Regions from separate parts of the Homo sapiens genome. Here region 2 is linked to region 1. A link is a loop called in an ENCODE intact Hi-C map of the cell type or tissue named here. Cell type or tissue: IMR-90. All regions are shown on one strand.

What was found. A loop is a pair of places that touch in the nucleus more often than their neighbours do. Peaks named below come from ENCODE experiments on the same cell type or tissue, not always from the same donor. Only the 100,000 strongest peaks of a DNase experiment are listed, where the experiment ranks them.
Region 2: a loop joins it to region 1, with 3.0 times the contacts of the local background. A loop is called at or near these places in 2 of 110 quality-filtered maps.

The regions. Positions count from the first base shown.
Region 1 is chr1:38,473,896-38,476,395 of GRCh38, reverse strand. LINC01685 (long intergenic non-protein coding RNA 1685) reads right to left here and starts at 1,200. Exons shown (of 3, transcript NR_146761.1): 1 at 572-1,200; 2 at 141-203; 3 at 1-9. The region is part of intron 2 of LOC105378657 (a long non-coding RNA gene); the gene reads left to right. RefSeq lists enhancers at 1,192-1,371, 1,652-1,761, 1,792-1,851. In IMR-90, no CTCF peak of the experiment used is centred here; no DNase peak of the experiment used is centred here; H3K27me3 peaks cover 1,269 bases.
Region 2 is chr1:38,036,560-38,039,059 of GRCh38, reverse strand. No RefSeq gene overlaps it. Among named protein-coding and RNA genes, the nearest start is that of POU3F1, 9.0 kb to the left of the region's middle. In IMR-90, a CTCF peak has its summit at 1,221 (motif pointing left); no DNase peak of the experiment used is centred here; H3K27me3 peaks cover 804 bases.

The DNA.
Region 1 (2,500 bases):
GGGGGCCGGCTGAAAACAAAGTGGGCCGCAGTTACCCTGGATCCGGCCGGTTTCGCTGCTCCGCGGCCAGCCCCAGCCTCCCGGGAGCAGGAGAAGGCGGCTGCGGGGGCTGGCAGCGGTCCTTCTGGGACGCGTCTCACCTAGCTCGCAGCAAATATGCCATCCATATGCCCAGGATCACAACCGAATCAGCTCCATCAGGCCTGGCAAAGAGGCATTTAAATTGCTAATATTGCACTGGGGAACGACGACAGAACTGCCTGGGCTCAGCTCTGTGGGATCCACAGAGACAAACCTGGGGGTGGGGGTGGGGTGAGTTGGGGATGGGTTCGGAAAAAGTCCAAGTGAGAATCACTAGAAGCTGGCTATTAGGAGGGGCGAGAAGTGGGGATCCTTGGTAGAGAGATGCCAGGAGAAACCGTGGCAGAAATGCGCCCAGGGTGGAGCGCTGGTGCTGGTGGGCCACTCGGGCCCCTTTTCCATCCATTATTTCTGAAGAGAGGCCAGCTGGAGTTTCTACAAAGGCTGCTCTGCTCCAGGGAGGCATCCCCCCACTCCCCAGCACTCTTACCTTTGAACAAGACAGGTTTTCTAGAAAGACAAAAAATATTGGCTGGTTGGAAGAAGAGAGGGGCCAGCTGCCGCTGTGAAATGTTCCTCGTTTACAGTTGTTGAGTGTCCCTGCCCTTGGCTGTGGTCTGTCAAGCAGGTTTGGGATCAGGGGGTCTTTTGCAGCTACTTTCCAGTGGAGGGTTCAATGAGTGTTTTTCTCTGACTGTATTTTTAGAAAAAATTATGATGACAGTTGTTAGGTCTCAGGCAGGCAGGCAGGCAGCACATTCCATTACAAAGTTAGCATGAAATCAATATGTAAATAACCCTTTCTAACTGGCAGCTATTTTTGAAGGCAGAACGCACCGGATGTTGCAGGTTTGTTCCAGTTCACTTTAAATACCTCTCTGTTCTCAGAGCCTGTGAATGTGCTCACATTGAGAAGAGCCTTTTCCCCTTTTCACTTGATCTTTGCAGCGTCCCTGATAGTGGTAATGCCACCATGAGCTTTGTCCTCAAACCTCCTCCTCCATCATTTAAAAATCAGATTGACAAGACCCGCACCAGGCTGGGAGTGTTAGTTCCCCTTCGGCATGGTCATTTTTCAAAAGCACGGGTTGCTCCAGGAAGGGTACAGGCGGCAAAAGCCGTGGCCATCCGCGGAAAGAATTAAAGGAGCGAGAAAGCCCGAGAGGCTGCGATCAGGGTTGAATCAGAGATTCAGGCAGTCACTGCCAAAATGCATGGAAGTCATTGCCAAGACATAAAAGGTCAGAGGATACCAGCCGTGAGAAGAACCAGGTTAGAACCGTGACTGCAGCTGAACAGGAAGAAACAGGTCTCAAGGTACTCCTGAGTGAGCAAGGGCCTGAGACCGAAGGTCTTTGCATAGTTCCTTGTCAGTAGTGACAGTTTTCATTGTGGTTTAATTTTGAAACTAGCTGTGCTGTGTGTATCTGCATGAAAACAGAAATACTTCTAGAATGTTTAGTGTCAGTCATGGATGGCGCCACAATGCCTGGTGTGACATATGGGGTGTGCGTATGTGTACATGTGCTTATTTATTTCCTGAATTCAAAGGGGCAATGAAGTTCAAGCTGGGGCCTAATAGTAATGATTCCTACAGTTACTACTATTCTATGAGTTTTTATGCACTTGCAGTTCTACAGTCTTTTTTAAATAATTGAGTTGAAATCTGCTTTGCTGTAACGTATATACTATGGACTTAGACCCAAAACAAGGCTTCCTCTGCCATAGAATCATCTTCAAGACAGGTGGTGTCTCACTCAGAGATTTCTCTATTCCTAGATAAATAGTTCTTGTTCTTCAAAGATGGGAGTCCCCTCCCACAAGGAGACTCCATCGGGTCCATGTGTTGCCTCCATGTTCTTGCCATTTAGTGCATCTCTGGAATGAACCAGAAACAGATATTCCTCTTGAGGATTTTCAGTGTGATTTAACTGCAAAAGGACTGTCTCTCTGCCGGGAAGATGCATTTGGGGTGAGGCTTTAACTCTCCAAGTGCACAGAGCTCTGTCTTTTATTGCATGAAGGTGGTCAGATGAGGTAGAAATTTGACCTGTTCTTTCTGGGCCTGGAAGGCAGAGCTATGATCACCGAGGAAGGGGAAATATTACAGGGAAGTCATATTTCAGCTTAAAGGTGGCATGAAGAAGAATTTTCTAATGAAGAAGAAATGACATGCTTTGAGAGGTAGTGAGTGTCCTACAACCTGGAAGGATTCAGGCTGGGTAGAGGGTTTCACCAAAGGTAACTTCCAACTCTGGATCTGGTCATCCGTCCGCTTACGCATTTATTGATGCATGCTAGATGCAAGGGGCCATTCCGGGCTCTGAGAGGTTTCATCATAGAAATTAATAGAGAAGGAACTGATACTTTTTTAGATTGGGATAAAATACACACAACAAAATTTATCATCTTAACCATT
Region 2 (2,500 bases), 440 kb after region 1:
CTTTTCAGAAATCCTTCTTCAAAGGCTCCAGATTATTCAGCTCTGAGCAAGAGCAAGAGCCGGAGCAGACCTGGACCCTGCATTACCACTGCTCCGTGGCCTGGAATGGGATATTGTCCCCATCCTTGGGCCTTCCCTGGAGCTGGGCTGGCCTGGAGAGGAGGGAGTGCTCCATCCACACAGAAGCTGGTAGAGCTGACCCAAGCAGCTCATGGACAGACCAAGCCCATGGCCAGGCACCCTCCAGCCTCTGTGGGTCACCTGCCTTCTCCCCTTGTCATCACAGTCCCTCCGGAAGCTATCCACGCCTCCGAGGAGGTAGAGAGCAGAATGGTGAAAGACAGGGGCTCTGGGACCAGACACCTGGGCAAAAATCCTGTCTCCACTTCTTATCAGTTTTGTGACTTTAGGCCAACTACCTACATTTCTGTGCCCCCATTTCCTGGTATGGTAACAAAGGCAGTTCCCTGATCATAGAGTTGTTTTGAGAATTAAGTGGGATAATATGCATATAGAGTTTACATAAGTGATGAATAAATGAAAGCTGGTTTTTTGTTGTTGTTGGTTTTTTTTTTTTTTTTTGGAGACAAAGTCTCCCTCTGTGGCCCAGGTTGGAGTGCAGTGGCGCAATCTTGGCTCACTGCAACCTCCACCTCCCGGGTTCACGCCATTCTCCTGCCTCAGCATCCCTAGCAGCTGGGATTATAGGTGCCCGCCACCACACCCAGCTAATTTTTGTATTTTTTTAGTAGAGACGGGGAGGTTTCACTATGCTGGCCAGGCTGGTCGCAAACTCCTGACCTCAGATGATCCACCCACCTCAGCCTCCCAAAGTGCTGGGATTACAGGTGTGAGCCACCATGCCCAGCCTGAAAGCTGTTTTATTGTGAGGCCTGAACAGGGCATTGTGCAGAAGCAAGTGAACAGGGAAGAAAACCATAATGTAATGAACTTTTACCATGGACCCCACTCTGTCCAAGGCATTCTGAGATACTTTCCCATCACTCCTTTGTGCTTTATTTTCACTACTTCACATTAATTATTTGTATTTTATAGATGAGGAAAGTGGTACCCAGAGTGACTTGTCCACGGCAGCAAGATTTGTTAATGACAGAAGCTGGGATAAAGCCCACTTTTTCTGACTCCCAGAGCCCACTCAGATGTCCTGGATATGGACCTGGGACATGGACTCCCAGGTCCATGGCACCCCCTGCTGGGGCAAACACTGTGTTCAGTGCTTGGGTATTTGCCCAAGGCAGGGGAGGTTCCAGGACTCAGGACTGGGCCAGGGAGAGAAGCTGGGGACCAAGGGTGATGGGGTTCATTGGCTAGAAGCTGCCCCTCCCTCCACTACCCCACTATCAGGGTGTGTTTTGAAAACAGAGAGACTCGTTTTTATCTATCTCTGTGCTCAACACAGGGCTCTTATCTTTCTCTGTGCTCAACTTAAATCTCATGAGGCTCAAGGAAGTTGTGTAATTTGCCTGGGATCATCAAGACCGTCAGGAAGCCCTTCTGATTGATCCACTCCAAGCCTCCATGTACTGCGCAGTTCCATGTAGCGCCTAAGAATGTGGGCCCTGGCAGCTGCCCAGACATTCATCCTGGCTGCACCACCTATTACCCTTGAGACTTTTGGCAAGATACTTAAGCCTTCCAAACTTCAGTTTCCTCATCGGTAAATGAAGATAATAATAGTGCCTTCTTTGTAGAATTGCTGTGAGGAGTAGATAAGAGATGATATATGTAAACACTTAGAAGACAGCCTGGCACATTGCAAGTGCACATTAAATGTTGGCTATAAAAATAATTTTATATGTACAACATATATTATTATATTATTGCTGAGCTTAAGCAGTGCAGAAAAATAATGCCTAGTGCTTCCCCGGCCTAGAATTATTTCTCTTCATTCTCAAAACCACTCCAGAAAGAAAAGCTCAAGATCCCCATCCCCAGCCTACAGGTGAGGAAACTGAGGCCCAATGATATTGAGGGCCTTAACTGAGATAACCCAGAAAACTAGCGATAGATACAGATTCTCAATCTATTCTCTACTTCTGCCACTTTGTAGCATTCCCATGACCTCAGTCATGTGCACTGGTCCCCTTCTATGGACTAAGGTTCTGTCCTAGGTTCTGGAAGACAGCACTCAGAGGGTCAGGGAAGGCCTCATGCAGGGTGGTACCATCAAGCTGGGTCATGAAGAATAAGTGAGTGTTTGCCTGGGGGCAAGGTGCAGGGGGGTCCTGGCTCTGGGCCTAATCCCAAAGAGCCAAAGTCACTCAGCCTGAACCCTTAGACTCCACTCATTTACTTTCTTGCCCTTCGCGGGACCCTTCCACCAGTAGCCCCCTGCCCTCTCCTTTAACTCCAGCACAGAAAATTCAACTCAGGGTCAAAGACCCTGTGGAGTCACACACCATAAGACTAAGTCTGTCTATAGATTCCTTTAAGTCTCAATTCCTGCTTCTTCTGCATCTCTGCCCAGAGGTTGACCACC